Regions from separate parts of the Homo sapiens genome. Here all the other regions are linked to region 3. A link is a loop called in an ENCODE intact Hi-C map of the cell type or tissue named here. Cell type or tissue: PC-9. All regions are shown on one strand.

Region 1 (8,000 bases), 450 kb before region 3:
TTCTTGCCTCCCCCTGTTCTTTCCCAGCCTGTCAGCAAATTCTCTTGGCTCTACCATCAACACATTCAGAATCAGACCCCTGCTCCTGCCTCCCCTGTCACTATTTTGGTCTGAGCCACCATGATGTCTCCTCTAGATCATTGCAATAAATACTTACTGATCTCTCAGCTCCTTGCCCTACACAAGTCAGTTAGAGCCAGGCTTCAGGAAGTCAGATTGTGTCACTCCTTTGTTCAAACCCTGCAATGGCTCCCAGTGATGCAGGGGACCCACCAAGTCCTCCTTGGAGTGGCTTTGGAGGTCACTCTGTCTTTGTCTACAGCTCCTGCTTTCCCTCCCTCCTCTCCCACTTCTTCATTCTTTCTTGAGTGTCATTGCATTTTCCTGCCTCTCATGCCTTTGTTTTATCTTCCCCCTGTCTGCAATGCTTTCTCTGGCTCATCCACCTCACTACCTCCCTCAAGTCTTGGCTCAGCTCTCTGCTTCTTATGAAGCCCGTATTAATTCCCCTAACTGAGCTTCTCAACCTCCTCCCTGCACCATCCCTACCCCTGGCCTCCATAGCATGCTCTACTTTCTTCTTATTTCCATAGTGCTTATCCCTTGTACACATCTGATAAAATTTACTACCTAATTTACTCACTGTGTTCATGTTTGTCTCTGCCTGCTGGAAGGTGAACTTCATGAGGTTAGGAGCCTTGTCTGTTTTGTTCACTGATGTGTCCCTGTGCCTGGAACAGTGCCTGGACCACAGTAGGTGCTCAATTAATATTTGTTCAGAAATAATGTCCTCTCATGTGCATGTGCATACTCTACACACACACACACACGCACACCTATGCATATACACTTTTCTTACCTCTTCATTTTCTTTCATGCTGTGTTAGGTCCACAATGCTTTCCTTCACACTCTTTAGTCATATCCTCCTGTTAAGGGATGAATGTTTGTGTCCCCCACAAATACATATGTTGAAGCCCTAAGCCCCTGTGTGGCTGTATTTGGAGATGGGGCTTCCAAGGAAGTAATTAAGGTTAAATGTGGTCATAACGGTGGGGCCCTGATCTGATAAGATTAGTGTCCTTATAAGAAGAGACACCAGAGAGCTTGCTCTATCTTTCTTTCTGTGTGCAGGCACCAAGGAAAAACCAAGAGAACACAGAGAAAGAAGGTAGCCTTCTGTGAGCCAGGAAGAGAGCCCTCACCAGGAACCAAAATGACCAGCAGCACCTTGATCTGGGACTTCCAGCATCCCAAACCGTGAGAAGTTAAATTCCTGTTGTTTAAGCCACATAGTCTGTGGTGTTTTGTTACAGCAGCCTGAGCTAACACATGAACCCATGCTCTTAGACTTACCTTGAATCTCTCTTCCTCTATTAGGTCATTGCCAACTATGCTAGTCCACAGGGACACCGATTATCCAACTTTCTACCAAACTTTTAGATTCCCCACAATTTTTAGAAGCATTGACTTGCCCTCTATTTTGCGTGCGTGTACCTAGTCACCCCAATAAAATATAAGCTGCTGTATGCAGACAGAGGCTGAGACAAATACAAGTCGATGGTGCTAGGTTCCCCTTGGAGAAAGTAACTGCATCTTCTTCTCAGAGTGTTATAGAATTATTTTGTCGCCCAAGGTCACACAAATGGTGTTGAAATAGAATTGGGCTCTATTCTCATAAATCCTAGTCTAGGAGAATAAATAGCAAAAAGGAGAAGAGGAATATTTATTGGGTAACAGCAAGAGGAAGCCAAGAAAGTTAGAGAAAGAGTGACCTTGTGTTAGACAGAGAGGGCACTTGATGGGGAACTAGAGAAGCATGAAAAAGGGGAGAAGATTGGGTGTGTGGATCATTCAGTGAAAGCTGATGAGATGGTTTTGTTTGTTTTGCCTATTTTAAGGTATTTAATCACTATACTTCAGTCTGTTTTATCTAATTTGTACAAATTTATGGAGTACATGTGCATTTTCTGGGGTACATGTGCATTTTTGTTACATGCATTGATTGCATCGTGGTCAAGTCAGGGATTTTTGGTATTTGTCAGGATGTTTTTGAAGTCCAGCTGAATCTGGGTTTGCATATGGCTCTGGAAGCTTGAAAAAATTACCCTTTACCTTCTATCTTAATTTCCTCATCTAAAAAATAAGGACAGCCTTTGCCTCATCAAATGGGCATGAAGATTACATGAGAGAATGTAGCTGAGGCTGAGAGTAGGGGAGTGCATAAGTAAGAGCCTGTGCTACTGCTGCTGTGGGCCAGTGCGGCAGGAGGGTGAGGGTGAGGCCGCAGTAAGAGGGACAGGGATTGGCAGGTTGCTGTCTGCAACGCACTGAAGCAGGAAGGTGAGATGGGAGAGAGCGTGGAGTAAAGCTATCATAATAGGGGAGGAGAAGCATGGGCATGGGTGGGCTATTCCTGTATTAAATTCTTGCAGTGGAGGGAATTAAAGCATAATGGAATGTATTATTCTGTGCTCTGTTCTGTGGCAGAATTTAGCAGAGCCTCAATTCTTTTTTTTTTTTTTAATTGATAAAGTACCATTGTATCTCTGGGTCTTTATCTGTAAGCACTATTGAGTTGTGAATGTTAAAAAGAAATTAGGGTTACAGCCCCAGGGCACCATCTCTGAAGACCTTTGTGCTGTCGAGGAACAACAGGAGCATTGCTCTATAAAGCTCTGTATCTATTTATCATCTCCCCAGGGGCTGTTGTAGCCAAGTCACAGCGAAGACCTTTTAACATCTTCCCTAAAAGCTTTGTGCCCAGTTTGACTAATTCACAGCCCCGCTCTCCCAGCATAGCTTTTTCATCTCTCTTCTCTTTTACTACAGAGGTTCTCAATTAGGCTTTTGCGGAAAGGCTATCAGGAATAGCAGAGATTTTTCAAAGTACACATGCCAGCAGCCTGTCTGAACAGGCTTCAGTCATGGGTTCCTCATTGAGACAGTTGATCACATGCAGGCCTAAACTTTCCTTTTACACCTTGTAGTCACATCTCTGAATCAGTCACCTGTTATTTTATACCTGAGCTTGTGGAAACCTCCTCTTTGAGTCCTCATCGTCAGATCATGTCTCGTCGGTCCTTCATCTAAATTCCTTAATTAATCTCAGGGATTCAGCTGCATTCCATGAAGAATGGGCTTATAGTTTAGCCCTTATATTTTCAAGAGGTAATTGTAAATAACTTTGCAACTATTTTAAAACTTCATTGAAAAAGAACTGCAGATCCACTAGATGACAGGATTCAATCTTCCAACTTTCTGCAGAGGCTAAAATTTATGGGAAAGAACAGGGAATTCGCTTGTGACTCAGCAGTGTGACCAGCACTACTCCCTGGGAAGGGAAGAAGAAATCAATGGACAAGGGACCTGAAGGGACTTGTCAGACCCCAGGACACTCTACCTAGGAGGATAGAGTCATGACCATTTTCCCACTCCCTTTTAGGGAGGTCCCACAGTCCAAGGCATGGCCTAGATATATTGTTTCCAAGGCAAGAAGAACCCTCTGGGGGTATTGAAGAGAATATTCTAAGAATCTTTTAAATCAACAGCTTAGCCTCTTGACCATGAGGAATGTGCCCTCCCCAGGGATGCCTGGAGAAGACGGAATGTGCACCAGCCGCGGAGCCTTACCTCATCCTCCTCCCGTCTCTGCTGGCCTCTGCTCTGTAACGTGATAGCAGGACCTTTGTGCTCTCTGTATCTGCTCTCTGGGAGAAACTGTGAGCTGGACTAACTTGCCTTTCGTTTCATCCATTTCCACCTCCAGTGACACTCTACACCCTTATGCTGCCCCCTAGTTGCTCGAAGAGTATTTTGGGGATAGGCAGTATATCAAAGTTTGCAAACTGATAGACCACTTACAGATGTTTCATCTCGAGTCTTTTTTATTTTTAATTATAGGTACCAACATTTGTAATTCAGGAGATAAAATTCCACATTTCCAGGTTCTCTTGAAAAACAACTCCAAGTTCTAGCCTCAACAGACCACATTTCCTCAGGTCACAAAGCTATCCCTTTTAGTTGGGTCTGGGCTCTTCAGTTTGCATTTGCTACAATCCTTACTCCTCCCTTTTACTTTAAATGGATCTGTTTTACTAGATCATTATGACTATTTTTACCCATGTGCCCATAGATCATTTTCGACCTCCAGTGTAGAGATATGATTAAGCACACAGACATTCATCAGATTTGAACCTCAGCCTTAGTGATGGAGAGAACATTACTTAACACCAGACATCATATTTTTCTCATCTGTGAAATGGGGATAATAATACCTACCTCATAAGTTGTTATGGAATTAGATAATTTCTGCACAGCACCTAAGAATAGTATCTGGCTCATAGAAAACTTCCCATTAAGGACGGCTCTTTCTAATACACCTAATAGGGCACTCCTCTCAAAAGCTGTTCCAGGTGTCATGCACCTTTCCTAACCCCTTCCCTCACTTCTCATCTTCTCTCTGGTTGTTCCCAACTCATAAAAACAATCAATCAAAAATTTTAGTCACTCACTCAAAAATTTGGAATAGAATATCAACTAAGTGCCAGTCAATGTGTTAGGTACGGGGGAAAATAGTGCAGGGGAGATACATCTCTATGAGTAACACAAAGTCTCATGTCTCAAGGAGTTCATGACCTATGGTATAATAATGTTATATGTGATCAGAACTATAATTGAGCTATACATTAGGCCATGGATCACTAAGGAGGGCACAGCAATGAAAACAGTTGTTATAATCACTTGTATTTGTAAGTAGTGTGCTCCTAAACCAGCTCTCCTCCAAAAAAAAACAAAACAAAACAACTCTCTGTCACATTTGTCAATTTCTATAGTGTAAATACTTCTACTATGGCCAGTTTCAAGCTACCAATGGCTCAACGATTGACTCTTGTGGCTCCAGCACACACTGTTTGTACATACCTTTTTTATACAAAGCCCCTTTACAAGCACTCTCCTAGCCATAGCTCTGAGCAGGCACAGCTTGGATTATTGTCTATTTCAGAAAGAGAAACTGAGGCTCAGAGAGTTTTGTGACTGTCCCAAGATCACAGAGATGGTGAATACAGTACCAAAGAACAAGGCTTCTCACTTGACTGCAGCCCTGCCCTGTACAGTGCTCCTTCAACTTTTTGGGACACTGGAGAATTAAAAAAATTTACTACCTATGCACCTTTTGTACAAAGCTACAAGAAGACATGTTTCACTAAAATGTGGGAGTAACTAAGAAAGAGGAAGAATGTGATGCAGGCAATAGGCATCCTGCACAAGAGAAAAGTGCAGGGAATTTCAAGGATGTCATTGGTTTTTTACTAAAAAGTCATCTTATGGGGACAGCCTTGCAATAGGTCTAACGTTCAACAGATTCAGACTGAAGTATGTCAGAGGCCCGGAGGAGAATTTTTTCAAGAAGAAAAATTAAATAAAAGGTTGCAGATGTATTCAGAGGAAATGTACCAAACTGGGAAGAGTTTGGTGGTGAATAACAAGTAGATGCAAAAATAAGCAAATGAAAAGACAGAATAATGATTAACTCTAGGAAAAATCAAAGCAGGACAAATAAGGTAACATCATTGTAGCATAATATAGATCTCAGATTTCAGTAGCATTTACATAGTTAGAATAATGTAAACATTAAATATTGATTTAACCAATATGATGATGTAACCATATTTAGGAGAAGAGGAAGTAAGGGTTTATTCAGGTGGTGGGAGTTGAGGGGTGTGTGTGTGTGTGTGTGTGTGTGTGAACAGTTAAATATTATCACATCTAAAACTAAAAATGAAAAATCAAGGGATAGAATTATGAGCTTACATTTGACTAAATCAAAATGAAAATACTTATATATCAAAAATTTATTGTAGGTAAAGTCAAAGGGCAAGATTGGGAGATAATATGTACAACACATTTAGCAGATAAATAATTTGTTTCTAGATATATAAAGAATTTTACATGTAGCTCACGGATGAGTAGAATCAATATTGTGAAAATGACCATACTGCCAAAAACAATCAACAAATTTAATGCAGTTCCCATCAAAATACCACCATCATTCTTCACAGAACTAGAAAAAACAATTCTAAAATTTATATAGAAACAAAAGAGAGCCCATATAGCCAAAGCAAGACTAAGGCCTTTATTTCATTCCTTTGTGTGTTTAGGTGTGTTGCTGTGCTGACTAGAAATTACAGCATAATGTTAGAGAAATTGTACTAGCAATTAAAATGTCAATTTATGTGAATTTGAAAAAATGCATAAAAATCCTACATGTAAACAAGAAAAAAATACAACTCAAAGAAAAATAAGCAAAAGCTCTGGACAGGAAATACAGAGAAGAGTCACATATGGTCAATACATATATAAAAAGATATTTAGCTTCATTAATGATCAGAGAACTAAAGAAACAATACAATTTTACATTTGTCAGATTGGTAACAATCTAAAAACTTTTTTCATTGTCAATTTTGTACAATTGTAAAAAACACGTAACACACAATTTACTATCTTAAACATTTTGAAGTGTGCAGTTTAGTACTTTAAGTATGTTTTCGTTATTGTGAGCAAATACCCACAACGTTTTCGTCTTGCAGATCTGAAACTCTATACCCATTAAACAAAACCTTCGCTTTACACGCCCCCTGCCCCCGCAATCTGTCCGTGGTAACCGCCATTCTGTTTTCTGTTTCTATGAATTTAACTACTTTAGATTCCTGATATAAAAGGAATCATGCAATATTTGTCCTTTTGTGCTGGCTTATTTCAGTTATCATAATGCCTTCAAGGTTCATCCATTTGTAGCATGTAACAGGATAGCCTTCTTTGGAAGACTGAATAATATCCTAATATATATATTATCTAACATAATATATTATATAACATATAACATAATATATTATATAACATATAATATATTATATAACATATAATATATTATATAACATATAATATATTATATAACATATAATATATTATATAACATATAATATAATATATTATATAACATATAATATAATATATTATATAACATATAATATATTATATAACATATAATATATTATATAACATATAATAGATTATATAACATATAATAGATTATATAACATATAATAGATTATATTATATAACATATAATATAATATATTATATAACATATAATATAATATATTATATAACATATAATATATTATATTATATAACATATAATATATTATATAACATATAATATATTATATTATATACATTATCCTAATATATATACACACATACACATATACATATATGTATATGTATACACACATACACACATACACACACATACACATGTATGTGTATACATATACAAATACAATAGAGAGCTATTTGTATATGTATACACACATACACATATACATATATGTATACACGCATACACATGTACATATATGTATATGCATATGTATACATATAGATGTATACACACATAGATATATATACATACCACATTTTGTTTATTCATTCAACCATTGATGGACATTTGGGTTGTTTTCACCTCTTGGCCATTGTGAATAGTGCTGCTGTAAACAAGGGTATACGTATATCTCTTTGAGATCCTGCTTTCTTTTTTCCTGGATATTTACCCAGAAATAGAATTGCTGGATCATGTGGTAGTTCTACTTTTAATTTTTTAAGGACTCTCCATATTGTTCTCCATACTGGTTGCGCCTTTTTGCAACCCCATTAATAGTGCACAAGGGTTCTAATTTACTCCATGTTCTTGTAAACAATTGTTATTTTTTGATTTTTTTATACTAAGCATCTTAAAGAGTGTGAGGTAATATCTCATTATGGTTTTGATTTACATTTCTCTGATGGTTTGTGATGTTAAGAATCACTTTAGTCTTTAATGGTCATTTGTATATCTTCTTTAGAGAAATGTCTAAGTCTTGTGCTTATTTTTTAATCAGGTTATTTGATTTTTTTGTTGTTGAGTTGTAGAAGTTCTTTATATATTCTGGATACTAAC
Region 2 (8,000 bases), 690 kb before region 3:
TTTTTTGTATTTTTAGTAGAGACGGGGTTTCACCATGTTAGCCAGGATGGTCTTGATCTCCTGACCTCGTGATCCGCCCACCTCGGCCTCCCAAAGTGCTGGGATTACAGGTGTGAGCCACCGTGCCCGGCCTTGCCCGTTCTATTTTATTTTATTTATTATCATTATTTTGTGAGACAGAGTTTCACTCTGTCACCCAGGCTGAAGTGCAGTATTGTGATCTCGGCTAACTGTACCGTCTGCCTCCTGGGTTCAAGTGATTCATGTGCCTCAGCCTCCCGAGTAGCTGGGATGACAGGCGTGCACTACCATGCTTGGCTAAATTTTGGCATTTTTAGTAGAGATGGGGTTTTGCCATGTTGACCAGGCTGGTCTTGAACTCCTGGCCTCAAGTGATCCACCTGCCTCGGCCTGCCGAAGTGCTGGGATTACAGGCGTGAGCTACTGTGCCCCCGGCCACAAATAAAAATTTTTTACTCTCAAGGAGCATTCAGTCTATTTCATTCTTTGAAAAGCATGTAAGTTTTGGGAGCCTAGCATGGAAGGGAGTGATGGTTCCAGTGCGTTGGTAGTGGAGACTGCCTTTTGGTCATCTTGGGCTTCTCATGCCATTGAATTAGTAGGGAAATAAGGAGGTGATTGTGGTGTTTGAGTTCATTGATCTTGATTGTCTGAGGGAAATTGGACTGTTTGTTCCTACACAGTGGTGGCAAGGAGAGTGATGTTTGGAAACCAGGGGGTTTACTGGTGACTGTGCTCCCTTAACCAGTTGTCTTGAAGGAAAAACTTCAACCCGTAAATAGAAGACCTCCAAAGACTCACTGTAAGAATGAAGGTTTTGTACTTTTCATCTGGTAAAGAACCCTGGCCCAGCAAAGGTGCTGGAGGAGGCTAACTGGAACTCGGAATGGGCAGAGGGCAAAGGCAGCTAAGATGACCAATACAGACCTCACAGAAGTCAGGATTGTCACAACAGTGTTTTATGTCATTTAAGTGTTTCTCCTCTCTTTTCTCTGAAATAAGTTAAATGAATAACACCAATGCTGGCTAAAGTTTTAGGCTGTGGAGTATGAGAACAACTTGTATTGAAGTAGTAGTTGGTGGAACATTGATCCTGCCCCGTATTGGGAACTCAATCTTTCCACCAGGTGAAGGACAAGAGATGATGCTGAAGGCAAAAGGCTCGGATGGTGCCATATATGTATATATTTTATCTGTTCCCCTAGATATTCCATCTATTCCCCTAGATCCAGTCTTACCCTGCGCTCTGTCCTGGGAGGCTGGGATGTTTGGTTGGGTTTGGTTCATGGTGAAAGGAGAGTTTGGTGGGGTAGGGTCACCTTAGGTTGGCTGTGTTTCTTAAAAACTCCTCTCAAGGTGACTTCCTCTATGTGAGTTTCTTATGGGTTCCAGCAGCTACTCGGTCCCTACAACTTTCAACTGTGGGATGTTTAGTTCCTCTGTTACTACTGGTTACCCTTTTGTTTTCCTAAGCCTTCACTCACACCTTTGTAAATAATATATTTTAATAAATTTTACTCCTTGAATTGGCATAATTCGAGTGTGTCTTTTCAGGTTGGGAGCTTGACTAATAATGGACAAATAAGATTAGCAGAGACAACTATTACGGATTAGGATTAAAAACCTCTGTTACCTAGTTCTGTAGATTAAAGTCAAAGATGAATGTCTTCAAACTTTGTGCAAAAGAACTTCACTTGGTTATTTTTAATGTGTTTGGTCTTTCTTGCCCTATGAGGCCTCTAAAAACAGTCATGGCAGTGACCAGAAACAACTGTTAAAATCATCAACTAGCAAAAAAATCCAAGAAAGAAGGGATCTTCACAGTTTGACCCCCCGATTTAATAGGCAAACTTGTATCTATTCCAAGGCTACATGATCTCTTTGTGTTGTCTCACTACCAAAGATGATCAAGATTATCAGTAGGAACATGAGGTTATTGGCAATAACTAGGGCTACTGCCTATCTCCACGCAGGGATGATTTCCAGTGGCTGCTGTTCCACTGCATTCTCCTTGACAGAGTGGGTATTCATTCCTAGCACGTTCAACCCCAAGCAAAACAAGGTCAGAGTTGGATGGGGAGATTTACAAGTTTTTGAGGACTTGGGCTGACAAACTTGAAGAATGGCCAGAGCAAACTCTCGAGGCAGGTACACAAGTTGGAAATCAGACTTCTAGTCACAAGTGGCAGGCCTGGAAACCTTGACAAGTCATCTCAAGGGATGATGTCGACCTTGGCCGTAGACAGGTCTGCATTCTTGATGTCAACCTTGGCCATAGGTCTGCATTCTTGTGGTCTGCCCTTGGCCATAGACGGGTCTGCATTCTTCTTGCTGTCTGCCCCAGTGGTGCAAAAGTCTTAGAGGGGGAAGAACGTATTGAAAGCTAAAGGCTTTGACAATTTATGTGTTGGTGATAAGCTGGTCTTTGTTAGCACTGTCCTAGTGAGGCTGAAGGAATAAGTTTCTCTGCTGAACTTTCACATAGGTTGTAGCTGTGGCAGGGCTCATCAGGGTTGGATTCTCAGATCTCTTAATGGAAAGCTTTGATATATTTCATGTGTGTTTTTAAATAGCATTCAATGTATGTTTAAATATAGGAGTGTCCTGTGAGTGGCTCCCGGGGAGCAGCCGGAAGTGTTGTACTCGGCTGTCTATTGTGTGTGGGAGAGTCTTTCTGTTGACTGTGGATCTCATATTTATGAGGACTGCATGCAAGGATTGCCTCTCGAGGTCTCGTTTATAGATTGATATCAGCCAGGTATTTTTCAGAATTCTGTTCTGCCATTCCACTGCCCTCCTGATTCTGGGAGATGTGGGCATTGAAAAGACTTTGTAGATTTCCTTTATAATTTGGCCCGGATGTGGTTGGCTCCTGTCACTATTATTGAACAAAGGCTCTCAAATAGTCTTCTTGATATAACAATAGTTGTAACAGCTTTGGTGTTTAGAGATTACTTCTATTCAGCTGGGAAGCCTCCCAACAATAGGCAAAACATGAAAATGTCTTCATTTGTGTAAGTCAACTTCAATTATTTATAGATGTCCCCTACAAAGGAGAGTGAGTTGCCTTCTCTGTGGACTTGATAGATAGGAAAGGTCTGACAATTCTGCCCGTCTACACTGGAAAAGCGCCTTATCACTTATACACTGCCAAGCGCCTTATGACCAGCGTGCCATTGCAAAGATCACGCAACCAGCCAGGAAGAAGATCCTTGGGCGCCACCTAGTGTCCATCTCGGGAATATCAAAGGCGACTGCATTGCTTCTCAAATTGTGGTTATTTCCAATGGGTTGTGGATCACTACTTTTGTTAAATACAAATAAATGATTAGAAAAGCGTATAAAAATACAAAATACAAGTCTGAATGTTTTATTATTAGATTTAGCAATAATATTTTAATAAATCAAAAAACGTGAAGAAAAAGTAAAAACTGCACAATGTTCATTATCAGTATAAACAAAACTAAACAAAGAGTGAAATGGTGGAAATAGCCATTGAAATACCCACATTAAATACCTAGACTAGTTTTGAACAACATGATATATATCAATATTTAGTTTTTAATGTGATAAATGAACTTGTTTCTTGTTAAAACTTAACTAGATTGAGTTGATGACAGTCACAGGGGATAGTGTCTATCTAAACTGTTTCTATGTTTTGTTTTAATAATATGTATAGTAAATAAACCAGCTCACAGGGAAATATTATCAAGGGTGGGGGAAGATACTTTATTTTATTTTTTGAAACAAGGTCTCACTCTGTCACCCAGGCTGGAGTACAGTGGCTTGGTCATAGCTCACTATAGTCTTGAACTCCTAGGCTCAAGTGATTCCCCCACCTCAGCCTCCCAAGTAGCTGGAACTACAGATGCATGCCATCATTGCTTTTTTTTTTTTTGACTTTTTGTAGAGATGGGGGTCTTGCTATGTTACCTGGACAGGTTTTGAGCTCCTGGGCTCAAGCAATTCCCCAGCCTTGGCCTCCCAAAGCGTTAGGATTACAGGTGTGAGCCACCATGCTCAACCAGGATATTAATTTTTAACTTTTATATAAAATAAAGTGAGGCTATATTTTCTAGTATTTTTCTTCAATCCTTCATAAATAGCCAACTCTAACAATTGGCTGAGCATGGCCAATTGGAATGCCATCAGTGAAGTATTTCCAAAAGCACTATTCTAAACACAATCCAAACTTGATTTCTTCAACAGTGGGATTGTGAGTTTACCAGGAACATGAAGAAAGGTTATCTGGCAGTGTTAGTGCACATTTGGTAGCGTTTGTTAGTGTTAGTGTTAGTGCAGGCTAATACTCACTATGTGCATGGAGGCTTCATAGGTCCAGTCGGCGGGCGTGGACTTCAAATAATCTCCACCTCCCGGGTTCAAGCGATTCTCCTGCCTCATCCTCCAGAGTAGCTGGGATTACAGGTGTGTGCCACCTTGCCTGGCTAATTTTTGTATTTTTAGTAGAGATGGGGTTTCGCCATGTCGGCCAGGCTGGTCTCAAACTCCTGGGCTCAAGGGATCCACCTGCCTCAGCCTCCCAAAGTGCTGGGATTACAGGCGTGAGTCACCGCGCCTGGCCAAGTTCTTTTTGTTTTGAAATAACTTCAGACTTTAAAGAAAAGTGTAGAAACAGTACAAAGGATTTCTGTAAGTACTTCACTCAAATTCCTACTTCACTCAAATTGTTAATATCTTATGTAACCACAGTACAATTATCAAATGCAGGAAACTAACATTGATACAATTATCTAATGGTACCAATTTTACAACTGTCCCACCAGTATCCTCATTTTTGGTCTCAGATCCAATCCAGAATCTCCCATTGTGTGTTTTTTTTTTTTTTTTTTTTTTTTTTTTTGAGATGGAGTCTCACTCTGTCGCCCAGGCTGGAGTGAAATGGCAGGATCTCGGCTCACTGCAACCTCCACCTCCAGTTTTCAAGAAATTCTCCTGCCTCAGCCTCCTGAGTAGCTGGGATTACAGGCACTCGCCAATGTGCTCAGCTAATTTTTTGTATTTTTAGTAGAGACGCGGTTTCACCATGTTGGCCAGGCTGGTCTTGAACTCCTGACCTTGTGATCTGCCTGCCTCAGCTTCCCAAAGTGCTGGGATTACAGGCGTGAGCCACTGCGCCCAGCCCTCCATTGTGTGTGTGTGTGTGTGTGTGTGTGTTTTGTCATGTCTCTGTTTCCTCTAAATTGAAGTACTTACTCTTTCTCGACCTTGATATTTTGGAATCATACATGTCATTTATTTTGTAGGATGTCTCTGAGTTTAGGTTGTCTGATGTATGCTGATTAAATTCAGGTTATGCATTTTTGATAGAGATACCATAGAAACGATGTAGGCTTCTCAGTACATCTTATCAGGAGGTACATGATGTTTATTTGTCCTATTACTGGTGACAACTTTGATAGTTTTGCCAAGGTGGTGTCTGCAAGATTTCTCTGGTGTAGTTTTTCAAGGGGAAAGGAGGAACACTGCGATGAGGAACAAACTTTGGTAGAAGGAGAATTTCTGCCCTGCCTCTGGTATTCAAGGTACATGCAAGTGAAGAAAAAACACCAGCCTCAATGAAGGCTGCAGGATCCACGTCCTCAGGGGAGTAAGTTTCAGTTAAAGCAGGAAAGTAAAGGGAACATTCAGAGAAGAAGTTGAGAATACTAGATAATTTGCCTGTGCAGAATCTGATGAAAGAGGGTACGGTGGAAAAAGTGGGAGATTGGGTTAGTTAGCAGGGATCCAGGGTAGTGTGAGGGGTGAGAGACCAAATGACAGATGCCCCAGGAGCTTGGAACACTGGTGGGATTGAGGTGAAAGGGATTATAGGGCTTGATTTCATTAGGCTGATGTCTCTTAATGTTGTTCCTTAAAGAGTGAGAGCAGCGGCATCTATCTTACCTGGAAGCTCATTAGAAATGTAGAATTCAGGCCCTACCTCAGATTTCCTGAAGCAGAATCTATGATTTTAACAAGAACCCCAGGTAATTTGTGGGCATCTTAAAGTTTGAAAAGCACTGTCTTCAGAAAACTGTGAGCAAACAGTTTAAGAAGCAACTGTGCAGCTGGCAGGTTGCTGATGTCAATAGCCTATGCGCCGGTGCTGGGGGTATAGCACCAGTGAGTCAAGCAGTCTGTGGCGCTTGCTTGCTTTCTTTTTTTCTGTTCTTGAGACAGGGTCTCACTCTGGTGCCCAGGTTGGAGTGCAGTGACGCGTTCTTGGCTCACTGCAACCTCTGCTTCCTGGGTTCAAACGATTCTCCTGCGTCAGTCTCCCTAGTAGCTGGGACTATAGGCATGCGCCACCATGCCTGGCTAATTTTGGCATTTTTAGTAGAGATGGGGTTTCACCATGTTGACCAGGCTAGTCTCAAACTCCTGACCTCGGGTGATCTGCCCACCTCGGCCTCCCAAAGCGCTGGGATTACAGGCATGAGCCACCGCGCCCAGCCTGCGACAGCTTTCTGATTCTGTGTTCTTGGCTACAGGAGCAGTAGCTTTCTGATTCTGCATTGCCTGTTGATGAGAGGTAGCAGCCTCCTTGGTGGTTCAGTTGAACAGTGTGGTTTGGCAGTCATTCTTGGAAGCTCAGTCTTTCTTTTAGCCCTTGTAATGATTCTGTGAACTCTATGTACCCACTAACAAATCTCTTTCTATTTTAACCAACTGGATTGGATTCTCTTGTCTGTAACTAAGAACTTGGACAAGAGCGGGTAAGTCACAGCAATATCTCATGGTCAGATGAAGGTGGAAGCAACCTTGGTGTGTGCCCTGGTTCACTGTGGGGTCACTAACGGGACCTCAGACAAAGGAATTTTGAGAGATAGGATGTAGCAAATTCATGGGTGGAGACCACTGGACTCCACTGAGGAACTGCTGTCACTACCCCCAAAAATGTCTTTCTGAGGAATGATCGCTGCACAATGAGGCCTTTTTTACAGTGAGTGACTTGTAGATAGCATGATACCATATTGTATGATTTTCAACATGTAAAGAGTTTGTTACAGAATGCACCAAGAATTAAAAAAAATATGGAATGTCAATAAGAAGGCAATTGAAAACTTGGGTAAAATTATCAGGAGTTGGGAGAGATGTAATGTGCTGTCCACTAGACACAGACATGCCCTGCTCACATCTACCCCCTACAAGAGGAGTCAGGATTCTGACTTCTCACAGCATAATATCTAAATAGAATTTTTAGGATGTATCCTTTTGCACTGGACTTCTTTCATTCAGCATTTTGTGTGTGAGGTCCATCCGTGCTGTTGTGTGTGAGGTCCGTCCGTGCTGTTGTGTGTGAGGTCCGTCCATGCTGTTGTGTGTGAGGTCTGTCCATGCTGTTGTGTGTGGTTATAGCTTGCTCACATTTATTGCTTTAGTATTCCATTGTGGCATTTCTCTGTATATTATGTTTAATGTGGACAATTCTGTCCAAGCCTAGTTCCTCTTATATAGGGTGGGTAAATTCTCCTGGACATTTCCCCCATCTCATTTAGGACCCATTAGTCTTAACTCTCTGAATGATGGTCAGACAGGTGGTTATTGCTTTACCTTCATTTTCCATACACCCGCAGTCCATGTTCTTTGTGGAGAGGAGGGTGTAGTAGGCAGGATCGGCTCTTTGGGGATCAAGTGCAGCCGTTGGTGGGGGTCCTGAGCTTTTATTATTTTCTTTGGAGCCATTGACATGTCCTGCTGGGACTTACTCCACCCAAACATTGCTGGGTGCCAGCCACCCTGATGGGCTTCACCTGTTCCCTCAACTCAACCCAGTTCTCTGGAGGAGACCGGGCAACACTTCTGCCTTCTGCCTCTGGCAAGGCTATGATGGGGGGATCACGGAGGGTTTTCCTTAGAATTTTTCCTTCTGGCCAGGCACAGGACTCATGCCTGTAATCCCAGCACTTTGGGAGGCCAAGGTGGGAAGGATCGCTTGAGCCTAGGAGTTTGAGACCAGCCTGGGCAACATGGTG
Region 3 (8,000 bases):
TTATATAAATGGTCAACAGATTAGTGATTACCAGAAGTTAAGGTGGTGTTGGAGGCAGGCAGTAACTGGATATGGCTATTATAAATGAGAGATTGTTGTGATGATGGAAATGTTCTGTATCTTCACTGAATAAATGTCAGTATCCTGGCTGTGATCCTGAACTCTAGTTTTCCAAGATGTTACTATTGGAGAAAACTGAGTAAAGAGTACACAAGATCTCTCTGTATTATTTTCTATAGCTACATGTGGATCTATATTTATTTAATTTTTAATTTAATCTATATTAATTTAATTTTTTAAATCCACAAGGGTGAATAAACAAAAATAAATAAATTCTTCCTGAAGAGTTATTGTGGTCTTCTCATGTACGTTTCTTTCTGAGCCAGAATCAATTTCACCACGTGAAAAGTCCTGAGGTCCATATAATGACATATCAGCATACTTAGCTAGAGCAAGAATAGACAGTAACAAACAAACATAAAACATTGAACTAAATTCCAAACACCTCTTCAACCCTCCTTGAATTTAAGAATACTAACTTTGTAAACACAGATATTAGAAGTTCCACTGTGGAAAGTAGTTCAGGGCACTGCTTTGAGGGTCCTGAGCAAGATTCTCCTTGCTTATTTGCTATCAGAGTCTGTGTCTGACAATTCATCTCAGGCAACTTATACTCACCATTCCAACTCTTAATTCCAAGCCAGTTCTACTACTATTGAAGGAGGGTCCCAAAGGCATCAAGTGAATCCAATTCCCCACCCTCAAACTCAGCCACTGGGCATGGAAATATTTTAACCAGTTACCCATTCTCTAAAATTTTCAATAGCTTCCCACTTCCTATAGGAAAAGGTACAAACTTCTTAGTCCAGCACAAGAGGCTACTATCTAAACCCTACCCACTTCCATAACTGGTCTTTTATTTGTCCCCTAAAAGACCACTCACTTGAACCAGAATGTTTCTGTTCATCAAACCCAAACTTCTGTTCATCTTCCCACCTTCTTGTCTTCTTCTCATACTACTACTCCAGACTAGAGAGCTTCCCACTCCTCCTCTCTGGCTTCACTAAGTTCTACTTTTCTTTTAAAACTTGCCTCCATTCTGAAGCCTACCTTAAAGATGTCTCTTGCCATTAAATATTCTTTTCTTTCTGCCATCCCTCATTTCTCCACATAGCATTAGTTATTTTTATCATTTCTGTTTTTTTCTGCTCAAGTCCTATCTCCCTATTCAGATTGCAAGCCACTCAAAGAGCCTTTTATCTCTGTAAATCTCTGAAAACAGAAAAAAAAAGTTTATGTTGACGGCCAAGATTTTAATATTAGATCTGGCATAGAAGTAACTTGCTTCCCATCTGGACTTTAAATTCCTCAAATACAAATAAGGAAGATGAATTAGACGAGTAGTTTTTAACCAAGGATATGCATTGAACTTACCTGGGGCTACCTTTGAAAATATGTGACCCTGAAAAAGTGATTTTAACCATCTAAGCTTCCCTCTCTGCATTTATAAGAAGGAGACAATGGTAGCACTTACTTCATAGGACTGTTAATGAGGATTAAGTTAGTTAATACATATAAAGCAATTTTGCATAGCTCCTTGAACATATTAAGCTCCCAATACATTTTAGCTACTGCTAAATACAAATTGTTAAAACTTGATTCACTTGGATATACTTATCATTCTAGAACAGTGTTCCCAACTTACAGTTGGGAGAAGTGAAACAGGGCAGGAACCCCTCATAGGGGCCTGTGAGTACCACCCCAACAACTAGCATGAAAATAAAGGAAAATCTTGAGTTCCCTCAAGGGTAATTCCAGGCACCTAGCTATCCTTAAGAAGTAAATAAACAACTTGATAAGTGGGAAGGTAATAGTAGCTTAAAACAATAGCCAAGGAGTTAGAATCACCAGAATGTTTGGTTCCCTGTAGAAACTAAAGATAACATCTTAACATGTATACCTGAGTTGTTTTTCAGCAACCTGGACCCCCACCAAATGGATCTGCTGGCACTGAGACCTCAGATAAGGGGGAGCTGAGGATTGCACTCTGACCTTTCTTCTAAATTTCTTCCTGAGGGGCCTGGAGAAAGTCTCACCCACAAGCCAGAGCTAACATTCTTTACTACTGACTTTACAATTTTAAACAAAGTTTCTCTTCCTTAACCAATTGCAAATCAGAAAATATTTGAACCTACCTATGACCTGTGGGCCCCTCCACTTCAAGATGTCCTACCATTTTAGGTCAAACCAATGTATAGCCTCTATATATTGATTTATGACTTTACCTGTAACTTCTGCCTTCCTGCCTTTAAAAACCCTTACCTGTAAGTGTAACGTTCTTGTATCGTTTCCACCCTGAGAGCACACCAACAGACAACACGAGGCGGTGTGGAGCAACATGCTGTTTTAATGACGGCCTGGGTGCAGGCGGGCCCCAAGTGACGACTGGGCAAAGTTTTATAGTCTCCTGTAAACAGTAAGTGTCACAGTCCGATGTAACTGCTACGTTGTACCCGGATGGCCTTTTTCTGGATCTTCGTGTCTTCCGGCCAGGGTAGGTGTCTTCCCCCGGCTCTCTTCCTGCTTCTGCTATCGCGCACCCTGCTGGCGCACCCTGCTGGCGCACCCTGCTGGCGCACCCTGCTGGCGCACCCTGCTGGCGCACCCTGCTGGCGCACCCTGCTGGCGCACCCTGCTGGCGCAAGTTGCGCCTTGGGACTGGGCCTGAAAAGGGAGGAGTTATTCATCTTAAGCTTTCAGGCCCGGGGAGAATCTTACAGTAAGCCCTCTGGGAGTTTGAGTCTTAAGCATGAACTGCCTGATTCTCCTTGCTTGGCACTCTGCAAATAAACACTTTCCTTTCTCCTGCTGCAAACCTCAGTGTGGATATCTGGTCTTCCTGCGCTGGGTGAACAGCGGTTTGATACCAAAAGCTCCAGAGAAACTGCAACTAAATTCTTAGATGCATCTAGTACTATCTGTTAACTAAATGAATAATATAGTTTGCTCACAAAAGTATTCCTATTTAAAAAATATATATATATGTGTGTTTTGTGACTAATAAAATACCAAGTCAGGTACAGTGTTACTGAATTCATAGTTGCTTTTTGTCACTATGTGTTTTCATTGTCAACATACACTATAAATATAACTATTATCATGCAACATTCCTTCAGTTTATTTTCTCCATCTTATAATTTTCAGACAGACTAGGAAACACTACCCCCAAAATATCAAATTACTATCAGCATAATTTCCTAATAAACCTGTTCACCATGCTCATCTCAGAGTTCTGGGTAAAGTGATTTCTAGTTGCAACACAGTACATATGGACTTAAAAAGTTTGTAAATAAAACCATAAAAGAAAAAATATAAACTAATGATTATTTTTTAGTGAAAGGAATAGACTTGATGAATGTAAAGGAAAAAATATGACTATGCTACCCAGTAAAATGCCAATAGTCTTTCAAGCAGGTTTCTAAAATCCTAGCAACTCCCTGGAATTCACAATTCAGTAACCCAATATTTGAAGAAAGAAAAAACAAGAAAATGAACAACATGCTAGCATATCACTCCTTCCATAATTGTTGCTCATGCACACCAGAGCATGGATGAAGCTGAATGCACAACTTTTATGTTTAAATTGATAAAGGTAAAACTAAAGAGGGAAAGGGCTAATTAAGCATGTTCTTCAGCATCTTGCAAACTGAAAAAAAAAAATTACAAATAAGAAGTAAATTTTGAAAAATGAAAACTAACTTCTTTGGCAGAGAAATAATTAAATATTGAGCTGTTCCTAAAGGATTATTTTAGAAAACTCCAAATTTTTACTCTTAATTTTTACTCTCAATTCTCACATAATTTTTCGGTACAATATTGTAAGACACGCAAAATATTACTTAAACGTGTTTATAAGAAATAGAAAACTTTCATCGCAGAGGGTTTGATCACATGATTCCCCAGTTGCCCAAATCATCCTTTCTTTGAAGCGCATTGGTGATAAGGGAGATAAAAATAGTTTAAAATTCCACCCTGCTTATGGGATTTTTTTTAATATTAAGCGATCCCTCAAATTCCCATTTAGCTGTAACCCCCAAGGCAGTCTATTTAAGTTAAAAACACACACATACACAAAAAACAGGCAGAAGCAGTCAAGTGGAAAAACAAGAAATAAGAGTATTGAGACTAGTATATACTATTTTTTTAGCAAATCACTTCAACTCTCTGGGTCTCATGTACCTAGTTGTAAAATGCAGAAGTAGGATTGCTAAAAATCTATGATTCTACAGTCAACAAAGCATAGGAGGTCTCTTTCCTTGTAGCTAGAGATGTGGTAAGGACAGAGTCTCCCTAACCGCAACACTGCCCAGCTCACATAATTTCACTCCCTCAGGCTAAGCCTGTCAGCATGTCTTCTGGGGAACAAAGAGAGAACTCTGATGAAATTAGGGCAACTAATACCCAAGGGACAATTACAATACAGTGATTATCTTCTACAATTACTGGCTTTTAGTTTTCTCAAAGACTTCAGGTTTATCTATGCTGAATCTCCTTTGGAGAGATCCATGATGTCTCGAAGCAACATAGCTAAATTCCTTTTCATCTAAAAGTCATAGCTTTTGACAGATGCTATCATGGAAGGAAAGAAAGCACATTCTGTACCAGCTGCAATTACAGTTGAAGCATTAAAAAAGAAATGTTAGAGGTGGTGGTGCCATCTAGCTGCTGTAACGGTGAGACGTAACCTATTTTTATAAACTCCTGTAGGAAAGCACATATTCTGATCGTTTTCTATAGGCAATGAAAGGCATAATCTTTCTTTCTGTGTAATATCTCCTTGTAGAAAAGTAAACAGAGGCTCAGAGAGGTCAGTCAGCTAGTCAGCTAGTCAGTAGTAGAACCAGGATCAGAGCCTGGTTCTTTTGATTCCTCTTTCCACTTCCTCACCACTAATGAAAGACAGGTCCCTAATCTTCAAAGCAAGTTCTGCTTTCACATCGCCTCTCCACACAGCAAATAAATCACTACATTACAGAAGTATTCTCCCCTTCTTCCACGTGAAGGAAAATGATTTACTAGTCACCCTCTGAAAACCTATTTCTAAGAAGATCCCCTAAAAAGGAGTCAAAGGTATCTGAAAACTTCCAAAATTAGTAACTAGACAGTTTTGTTTTCCACTTGGAAATCCCTATAACCAGGTTCCAAAACCACCACAAAGCTTGGCCCTGTCATACCAGTATTGAAGATTTCCTCCCTGCTAACACGTAGGAGGACTGACTACACTAAAGCAGAAACATAATCTTTCTCTTTTTCTTCTAGTCACACTTGTATTGCTGTTCCCCAACAAAGGCATTGTCAGAAATGGAAGAAAACGGATTCAATGTCACTAGCCCCTGAGGCCCTCTCCCCAACCTTGCGCCCACAAAGAAACCACTCTCCTTGAACAGAGCAGCACTTCTAAGAAAGTTCCCCAATAAATATATACCTGCATTCATACACGCATATCACCACCACTTTGCTTGAAACCCAGGATATTTTTTTAGTTACAAAAGTAATTTTTTTGTGACTTTTTTGTAATAGTTTAATGAATATAGAAGAGTTTAAAGAAAAAAACAGTTTCTAGCTTCCCTACTCAATCCCATTTTCTTGACAAAATCACCATTAATAATTTGGTGTATAGATTCTTTATATTTTTTATGTTTTATGTTTGTGTAAATATATGTAAAGTATACATATTTATACTGTTTTCTTTCTTCTTCTTCTTTTTTTTTTTTTTTTTTTTTGAGATGGAATCTTGGGTCTGTTTCCCAGGCTGGAATACAGTGGCATGGTCTCAGCTCACTGCAACCTCTGCCTCCTGGGTTCAAGTCATTCTCCTGCCTCCGCCTCCAGAGTAGCTGGAACTATAGGTCCACGCCACCATCCCCAGCTAATTTTTATATTTTTGTAGAGATGAGGTTTCACCATGTTGGCCAGGCTGGTCTCAAACTCCTGACATCAAGTGATCCACCCACCTTGGCCTCCCAAAGCCCTGGGATTACAGGCATGAGCCACTGCGCCCAGCCTATAGAGGTTGTTTGTTTGTTTGTTTGTTTTCCGTGAAATTAGACTAAGCATTTTACTCCAAAATTTGCTTTTTATTCCGTTTATCTTTCTGGATATCCTTCCATGTTGATATGTATAGCCTTAACTCATATGGTTTAATAGCCAAATATGGCCAGGCACGGTGGCTTGCCCTTGTAATCCCAACACTTTGGGAGGCCAACGCGGGAAGATTGCTTGAGCCTAGGAGTTTGCAACCTGCCTGGGCAACATGGGGAGAACCCGTCTCTATAAAAAAAAGAAAATTTAATTATCTGAGCATAGTGGCATGTGCCTGTGGTCCCAGCTGCTGGGGAGGCTGAGGTGGGCTTGAGCCCAGGAGGTTGAAGCTACAGTGAGCCTTATTCATGCCACTGCACTTCAGTCTGGGCAACAGAGTGAGATCCTGTCTCAAAAATAAACAAAAAAATAGCCAAATATAGTCCACAATGGAGCTATGCAATACTTTTTAACCATAATGTACAGAATGGACATTCAAGTTGTTTCTAGTTTATTTTTTCTTTCTTTTTTTTAAATCATGAAGGACATTGTTATAAACATTCCCATATACGTCCATTCTTGTTTTCTGGAGTTCTTATTTCTATAAGATAGAGTCATAAAAAGTGGCATTCCAGTTATTAATTGTTAGATAACAAACCACACCAAAAAAAGCTTATGAATTTAAAATTGGGGCAATGCTTAGCACAACAACTCATGCAGCTTTGGCTGGGGTAGCTCAAATGCGGATAGAGGATTCATTTCCAAGAGCAACCACAAGTTGTTGCTGGCTATTGGTGGGAGCTGTTAACAAAGGACTTCAATTCCTTTCCACCTAGGCCTCTCCATGGACTGCTTAGGCTTCCTCACAGCATGGCAGCTGGTTCTAGAAGCAAATGTTCAAGAGAGAGAAAATGGAAACTGCTAATCTCCTAAGGCCTGGTCCTGGAAACTGGCAGTGTCCTTTCAACCATATTTTATTGGTCAGTCAGTCATAGAGCCCACCTAGATTCAAGAGGATTGGACATAAACCTATCCATAGGAGGAGTAGCAAATTCATATGCAGCCAACTTTAATCTATAAGTAAGATTGCTGAGTAAAATTATCGTGCACATTTTTAGTATGAATAAATATCGCCAGATCCTTTTCCAAAAAGGGTTAATTTATACATTCAGCAAATATTTGAGGGATATTAATTGTTTGGCAATGTTCCAGATATAGAATAGAGCAATGATCAAAACAAACAAAAACTTTTGCTCTGATATAGCTTAAATTTAGAGTTTGTAGATAGATAATCAATCAATCAATCATATGTCAGGTGGTGATAAATGCCATGAGAGAAACAGAGCAGAGAGGGGATGAGGGAGTATCTGGGAGGAGAGGGTGAAATTTTAAATAGAATAGGTAGGGAAGGTTTCACTTTCAATGTAACAAAAAAAAAGTAAGTGCAAGCCCTGAAGGGGTGCATGCTTGAGATGTTGAAAGCAAGGTGACAGGAGGAGAGTGAGCATGGGAGAGCAAGATTGAGAGGTAAAAACGTGTGGGCCAGATTGTGTTGGGGTAATTCATCCTCCCATAACCCTGTCTACTAGTGATATATCCTACACGCATATATTTATTGGACATCTGTATATTCTCTTCTGTGAATTACCCTCAGGATAAAGTAAAATAATAAGACATATGCCCTCAAGGTGAACCCTTTATTGGAAACTAATGAAATGGTTTGTATGAGGATGCCGAAAGAAAAAGATTCAATGCAGGCTACAAAGAAGAGAGCCTGAAGGATGCTGTCCAAAGGCTTAGGTTTGACATGTTAATTGTAGTGCTGTAGAGGGTGGGAGGACAGCCCTGGTCGCAGTATGTAAGGGCATGAGACATTCTGGGGTAAGGCATATCAGAAGGCAAAAGGGACCAAAAAAACA
Region 4 (8,000 bases), 380 kb before region 3:
GCTCTTGACCCCAGTTTAGGGTTAGAAAAGCCAAGTGAGCTTAAGGCACTTGCTTTGCTTCCCTGCCATTGCCATGAACACGTCTATGAGGGTTGCAGAGAATGACAATTATCAAAGGCCTGTAAACATTCCTTCCATAACTTTTTATCTTAAAGGAAAATGGCTTGTTTTGGGAAATAGTGAAAAGGGCCAAAAGGGAAGTTGAATGTGGACAGTGTAAGTTTATGCATTCCAAGAAACCTGAAATGAACCCACTATTCAAGCAACACAGCTCTCTGTATTCCTTCAGCTTTATCAGGGCATTTTTAAGATTCTGTCAAATGTCTTTTTACTACAATGTCTGTAAGGGAGAAGACACAATAAAGCCCTCAACAGAGACTGTTGAGGAATCTCCAGTCACTTGTGCTTTTGTGATTTGCCTGATATCCACATAATTATCTAATTATATTTGAATATCTTTTGGCTAAATGTGGACTTTCAGAAGTCACAGCAAAATATGTTTTATCTGCCTAATTTATCATTAAATCAGAAGAGTTAGGTAGGATGAACATTACCCAACACCAAAGAGTAAACTTGTGGTTCCAGAGATTACTAAGTCATACAGCAGGAGGAAATTCAATTGTTCAGGACAGAACTGCTCTTTGAACTCTGAAGCAGGTATGTTCCTATAGTCAGAATGAATACTGTTTGGTGATCAACCCAAATCCTTTACAGACACAAACATTTTCTCCTATAAAGAGAACACAACTACACAGTACAGCTTATGTTAACTTAGCCTGATATTATCCAAGACCAATAAACATCTGGCCAAAAAAGAAGTCACTTTTGCTACCAAATTTGTACCTTCACTTTCCATGTGAGTTCTGGTCATACTGTTACAGTAGGTAGCTAGGCAGAGATGAGCAGGGCAGGAGAGGGCTCCCCCAACCCCACCAGGATTGTTAGGCAACCATCAGGTGATGGTCAGGCCATTGTTAACTGTCTCTCTAAAATAACTGGTCACAGCCAGCACCAGGGAGGAAAGGCAGTCTCCTAATAGATAGAACAAATCTGAAACTGGTGATTAGCAGCTTCCTGATAAGATCTCAGGAGCTGGGCAGGTGGGCTTAAGCATGAACATTAAAAGGCAAAATGGCGGTGTTGAACTGGTAAATGGCCTTCTAGGGACATTCGACTGGTAAGGGAAGAATGTCTCAAGTGAGCATGCGTACAAGTCTAGTAAACACACTGCACATGCTCACCAGCTAAATGCAGCAGACCACTGTGCATGTGGACAGCCCACCCCAAGGGAAGAATCAGGGGAGAAGGGATGCAAGAACCCAGAAGTATGCCCACACATAAAACCCCAAGTCAAATGTCAAATGGTGCACTTGTCTTTCAAGTCGCCCACTTGGTCCTCTTCCAAGTGTACTTTTATTCCTTTCACTCCTGCTCTAAAGCTTTTTTAATAGACTTTCACTCCTGCTCTAAAACTTGCCTGTCTCTCCATCTACCTTCTGCCCCTCAGCTGAATTCTTTCTTCTGAGTAGGCGAGAACTGAGGTTGCTGCAGACCCATATGGATTTGCTGCCAGTGACAACACTTACCTCAGATTGGGTGGTATAATCTCATATGACAGTCAGTCCTGGAACTGACATTCATTCCTAGACTAGTCTAATTCTTGTTATCTCTTATCTGCAAAAATGGCGAGTTGACAATAGAGTTTGAGATAAACATGTAAATGTTTGTATTTAAACAAGATACACAGTTAAATATACCAGCCCCATGGACACTGCTGGTCAAATTTTAGGTTTAGTATACTGCAGCAATGAGTTTTGAGATATATACTGGCTTTGAGATACTGTGGGAAAAAAGCCACGTAGAAAGTCAAAGGCAGCAGGCACTTCCAACGCATCTGGATTTTTTTTTTTCATATAAACTTTAGTCTTAGAATGAATTTTCCTGGGGAAGCGACTAGCCAGAAGCAATTTCAGGTGGAAAAACATTTGCTTACAAGGAAAGTTTCAGCAGAATCATGCTGGTTGAATGGAGAAGGATGAGATTTAAAGATTAATCCAGTTGAGTTTATTTATTTTTTTTTTACAGACGAGGAAGTTAGAGATGCAGGACAATTAAGTGCCTTACTCCAGATCACATGATCTGATAGGGACTAGGAAAGAACTAGAAACCAATATATCCTCAATACCAATTATTTTTGTATATGTCACAAGTGTCCATTTGTAATCATTTCTCTGTAGCCTTATTGAGGAATCTAAAAACAGAAGGATTAAAAATGCTACTTATCTTATTTGCAGGTCATGATGCAGATACATTTGCTTGGTGGACAAGACTAGTGATCATTCTTTCAGGACCACTTGAAAGCCCGAGATGGTTTCTTTGCAACTTAGATCCATTTATGTGTTTGAGTCTTGAGTTTTAGATACATGTAGAAAAATGCTTATTTGCAAAGGATGTGTCCAAAAGCACCTGTACTATAGTTAGAGGATTCCTTAGCTTAACCAAAGGCTTCGGAGAACTTTATCACTAACATTCTAGGTGACCTTGCCTAAGTTAGCAGACCTCTCTATGCTTTCTTTCTACCTGTAAAATCAGGCACCATGTAGATTAACAGAATGAGGATGGTCATAAAGTTTCTGAGGCTATACAAGTTGTTGAGAATGATAGAAACTGACCTATGTGTTTGTGGCAACAATGTGCATAATTTAGGACATAAATTGTTTAATGCAACCATCTTTAAGATTGCCTTAAAAAACTGGAAAGGCTCTTCCTGCTCAATCCCTGAATGTTCCACCCATAGGCTACATTCCATTAGGGTCCCATTTCCTTTCCTTCCCTTGCTTATAGCTTACTACATCTTTGTTAGGGTAATTTGTTGAAAGGAGATGGTCCTTCAGGAGCTTTGCTTCAAGGGACCCAACACTGGGTAGCCAAGTGCCCTCATCTCCTTATCCCTTAGAGTTCCTCCTATTTTAGGGAGACTAAGTGAATGCCACCCACAGGGCAAGGCAGAAAGAGCACCAGTGCCACCACCTGGATGCAGGGAGAATGAGGCAACACATAAAAGAAAAGTCTACCTGTCCAAGGGGGAGCAAGCTATCTTGCTTGATTCTTTGCCCTTCTGTTTTCATTTTCTTATCGTAATTTTTTTTGTCTTTGTATTTGTAATCACTTCTTTTAACATTTCCTACACATATGTGCTAATGATTTCTCAGTATCATCTACAACTCCCCTGCTTATGAAAGGGTCCAGAGAATGGTGAAGCACCCCACCCTAAGCCGGGAGATGAAGGAAACTAGAATTAGGTCATCCTTTGGAGAATGCATCCAACAGGCTTGATGCCTAGATGCAGGTCTACGTGTCCTCCTGAATATACAGGAAAAGCCTCTTTGTGAAGGTCTTTTTCATGCTGCCTGAGGTTCTGTTAAGTTCTATCAAATCATTAGCTACGAAATCAAGAAGACAGGGTCAGCGATTTTCTTGTTCTATGAAGAAAGACAGACAATATGGAGCATAGTAGTTGCCTGCCTCGTGACATGTGAGCCATGTAATTAATGATCCATGATACAAGGTTCTATACCATGTGATATAATTCGTAGACTAATCAGGGATTTAGGGTAATTGACTACAAATGTTCCTTAGAGTAAGAAATAGTCAGAGAGACCAAAAAATCCTTCCCAAGTGGACTTTATTTCCTTAGAGACTTTCCCCTAGACGCTTACTTCTAAAGATCCCTAGGTTATACAGATAGTTATGCAAGTCATTATAGATTACCCACCAGGAGTCAGGCACTGCTCTTGGCACCAAAAATGAGAAAAGGAACCAACTAAGTTTTCTAAATTAAGGTTAGTTTTTGTTTTAGTGGTTTAGTTACCTATTTCTGATGCAAAGTACTCATTTTTAGTGAACCATTTCAGGTCTCCCTGGATCCCAAGGGTTCCCTGGAGATAACTCAAGGGCAATGGGTTGTGGTGGAGGGATGGTGGAACAGTTTTTTTTGAAGGCCCCATGTATCAATTAGAGGAGCTTTACTTCTTTTTTTTCTATTTAGCAATTTTCTTTTTTAACTTTTAAGTTCAGCGGTACAGTGCAGGATGTGCAGTTTTGTTACCGAGGTAAACGTGTGTCATGAGGGTTTGTTGTACAGATTATTTCATCACCCAGGTATTAAGCCTAGTAACCATTAGTTATTTTGCCCAACCGTCTCCCTCCTGCCACCCTCCACTCTCTAATACACCCCAGTATTTTGCTCCTCTCTATGTGTCCGTGTGTTGTCATCGTTTAGCTCCCACTTAGAAGTGAGAACATGCAGTATTTGGTTTCCTGTTCCTGCATTAGTTTGCTAAGTAAGGGTAATGGCCTCCAGCTCCATCCATGTCCCTGCAAAAGACATGATCTTGTTCTTTTTTATGGCTTTATACTATTCCATGGTGTATATGTACCACATTTTCTTTATCCAGTCTATCACTGATGGGCATTTATGTTGATTACATGTTTTTGATATTGTGAATAATGCTGCAACGAACATATGAGTGCATGTGTCTTTATAATAGAATGATTTACATTCCTTGGGGTATATACCCAGTAATAGGACTGCTGAGTCAAATGATATTTCTGTCTTTAGATCTTTGAGGAATCACCACGCTCTTGCACAATGGCTGAACTAATTTACACTCCCACCAACAGTGTAAAAGGGTTCCTTTTTCTCCACAACCACATCAGCATCTGTTTTTTTTATTGTTTACTAATAACCATTCTGACAAGTGTGAGATGGTATCTCATTGTGGTTTTGATTTGCATTTCTCTAATGATCAGTGATGTTGAGCTTTTTTTTCATATGATTGTTGGCTGCATGTATGTCTTCTTTTGAAAAGTGTCTGTTCATGTCCTTTGCCCACTTTTTAATGGTGTAGTTTTATATTTCTTGTAAATTTAAGTTCCTTCTAGACGCTGGATATTAGACCTTTGTTAGAGGCATAGTTTGCAAAATTTTTCTCCCATTCTGTAGGTTGTCTGTTTACTCTGTTGATAGTTTCTTTTGCTGTGAAGAGCTCTTTAGTTTAATTAGATCCCATTTGTTAATTTTTAGTTTTGTTGCAATTGCTTTTGGTGTCTTCATCGTCAAATCTTTGTCCATGTCTGTGTCCTAAATGGTATTGCCTAGGTTTTCTTCTAAGGTTTTTATAGTTTTGGGTTTTACATTTAAGTCTTTAATTCATCTTGAGTTGACTTTTGTATATGGTGTAAAGAAAGGGTCCAGTTTCGATTTTCTGCATATGGCTAGCCAGTTCTTCCAGCACCATTTGTTAAATAGGGAATCCTTTCCCCATTGTGTGTCTTTGTCAGGTTTGTCAAAGATTTAAAAATTCATATGGAACCAAAAAAGAGCCCAAATAGCCAAGGCAATCCTAGGCAAAAAGAACAAAGCTGGAGGCATCATGCTAACGTACTTCAAACTACACTACAGGGTCACAGTAACCAAAACAGCATGGTACTGGTACTGGTAGAAGGACAGACACATGGAACAGAATAGAGAACCCAGGAATAAGATTGCACACCTACAACGATCACAGCTTTACTTCTGTCTGTTTTTGCATTGATATTCTGAGATATACTTGAAGAAAAATTTCTGAGAATTTTATACAATTAGGTATAGATGATTATGCTGAGCAGACTCAATCCTAAGAATGATCAAGATACCCCCAAATTATTGTGAGATCAGTCTAACAATTCAGTCTTTGGCGAACCACAGTGACCCATTCTTAGTGTCAGTCAGTGAATGAGTCCTGGATGACCTAAATATTTAAAATGGCTTATTGAGTATGTTATGGCTCAGTTTTATTTTTAAAATTCTGGGTTGGATTAAGGATTAACTTCTGTTAGGCTAAATGTTTTCAGGAGAAATTTAGTTGTCTCTTTTCTGGAGGAATAATAATAAAATCTGAAATAGAGTAATTCTAATATATCTCAAAGCATAAATACAGAAATTTAACAAGTAAGTTCTAAATAGTTTTATTCTGACTTAGACCATCTCTTCTGCATCCATCATAACACCTACTACAAGGCTGGAAAAATAGTAGGTGTTTAACATATACTATTGAATTGAGCTGAATTTTTCAGATTCTAGCATTGAAGAGCTAGATTGAAGAGCACTGAATATTTCAGATATAGTAAATACTATGTAAGCAAATAATTCCCACCTTTGTAAATCTGTTTAGAGCACTCCTCATTAAGGGAAGGAGATGGCTGAGCTTGGGGTATCCCTCCCTTCTTCCCTTGTCCTCCTCCTTTTTTCTCTTTCTTTCATCACCAAAGAACAGATGTGGTCTTTTCTGAAATTTTTGCTGGGGAGCTAATAATTTAAAAATTTTATTCTTTGTATAACCATTGTATCAGTTTTTATAAAAATAATAGAAGTAACATGTTTGCTAAAATAAATATCAAACAATTTTGAAGTATTGGTAAAAGCCATCCTTTGTATTCTTTTGAGAAAGTATCTTTCTTTATTTCCCCCCATGTTTATTAAGGAATAACTTACAAATAACAAAGTTTACCCATTTTAGGTACAGAGTTGATGAATGTTGGCAATTACATACAATCATGTAAGCTACCACAATCAAAATATAGTTTTGTTTTTTTTTTTTTGAGACAGAGTCTCACTCTGTTGCCTAGACTGGAGTGCAGTAGTGCGGTCTTGGCTCGCTGCAACTTCTGCCTCCCTGGTTCAAGCAATTCTCCTGCCTTAGCCTCCAGAGTAGTTGAGATTACAGGTGTGTGCTACCATGCCTGGTTAATTATTTTGTATTTTTTGTAGAGATGGGATTTCACCATGTTGGCCAGGCTGGTCTCAAACTCCTGACCTCAGGTGATCCGCCTGCCTTCACCTCCCAAAGTGTTGAGATTACAGGCATGAGCCAACGTACCCTGCCAAAATACAGAATATTTCTATCACCACAAAAAGTTCCCTCTGTCCCTTGAAATCATTCCCCCCAAATACCTATCCCCAGACAATCAATGTTTTGTTTTATACCATTACAGTTTTGTCTATTCTAGAGTTTCACATACATGGAGTTATATAATCAGGAGTCTCTTATATTTGTCTTATTTCACATAGATAATGTTTTGAGATTCATCTGCACTGTTGCATATATTAATAAGTCATTTTAAAATTGCAGGGTAATAAACAAATATCCAACATTTATTTATTCATTCACTAGTTGATGGACAATTGAGTATTTTTCAGTTTTTCAGCTATTATGAATAATGCTTCTGCGAACATTCACATACAGGCCTTTTTGGGGACATATGTTTTCATTTCTCCTGGAAAAAACATTTTGATGTGGGATTGGTGAACTATTTTCCAAAGTGGATGTACCACTTTGCATTTCCACCAGCAATGTATGAGAGTTGGAATTGCTCCATATCCCTGTTAACACTTGATATTGCCAGTGTTTCTAATTTTAGCCATTCTCATGGGTTTCTGCAGTATTTCATTGTGGTTTTAATTTGCATTTCCTTAGTGACTTATCATGTTAATAATCTTTATGTTTTATTGGCCACTTGTATACTTCTTTTGATGTATCTGTTCAAAACGTTTTCATATTTTTTATTGAGTTGACTTATTATTGAATTGTTGAGTTCTTTATGTAATTGGAATACACGTCCTTTGTCAGATATATGTTTTGCAAATATTTTTCCAGTTTGTGGTTTGCCTTTTCATTTTCTTAATTATTTCAAAAAGCAAAAGATCTTAATTTTGCTAAAAGTTCATTTTATAATTCTGAAATTTTAGGTCTTATGTATCATACATGCTTTACGTAGCACGCTGAATTCATGTTTAAATGGTTTAAGAAATCTTCGTCTAACCAAATATTTTCTCCTAGAAGTTTTATAGCTTTGTGGTTTGTTTTATATTTGTGCTTCATTTTGAGTTGATTTTTGTATTTGGCAAAAGGTATGAATAAAAGTTCTTTTTTTTTTCGTTGCTTATGGATGGATATCCA

The links. A loop is a pair of places that touch in the nucleus more often than their neighbours do. Peaks named below come from ENCODE experiments on the same cell type or tissue, not always from the same donor. Only the 100,000 strongest peaks of a DNase experiment are listed, where the experiment ranks them.
Region 1: it touches region 3 in a loop (4-fold over the local background); 2 of 110 quality-filtered maps call a loop at or near these places.
Region 2: a loop joins it to region 3, with 2.2 times the contacts of the local background. A loop is called at or near these places in 4 of 110 quality-filtered maps.
Region 4: a loop joins it to region 3, with 8 times the contacts of the local background. A loop is called at or near these places in 6 of 110 quality-filtered maps.

Annotation. Positions count from the first base shown.
Region 1 is chr5:32,849,022-32,857,021 of GRCh38, forward strand. No RefSeq gene overlaps it. Among named protein-coding and RNA genes, the nearest start is that of LINC02120, 94 kb to the right of the region's middle. In PC-9, CTCF peaks have their summits at 3,787 and 3,992; no DNase peak of the experiment used is centred here; H3K27me3 peaks cover 1,020 bases.
Region 2 is chr5:32,610,027-32,618,026 of GRCh38, forward strand. No RefSeq gene overlaps it. Among named protein-coding and RNA genes, the nearest start is that of SUB1, 28 kb to the left of the region's middle. In PC-9, CTCF peaks have their summits at 3,237 (motif pointing left) and 3,436; a DNase peak (open chromatin) is centred at 3,245.
Region 3 is chr5:33,295,410-33,303,409 of GRCh38, forward strand. LOC124900637 (a long non-coding RNA gene) reads right to left here and starts at 2,564. Exons shown (of 2, transcript XR_007058725.1): 1 at 2,323-2,564. RefSeq lists an enhancer at 4,260-4,785. In PC-9, a CTCF peak has its summit at 4,706; no DNase peak of the experiment used is centred here.
Region 4 is chr5:32,913,819-32,921,818 of GRCh38, forward strand. All of the region lies in intron 1 of LOC124900955 (a long non-coding RNA gene), which reads right to left. Among named protein-coding and RNA genes, the nearest start is that of LINC02120, 30 kb to the right of the region's middle. In PC-9, CTCF peaks have their summits at 3,009 (motif pointing left) and 3,212; no DNase peak of the experiment used is centred here.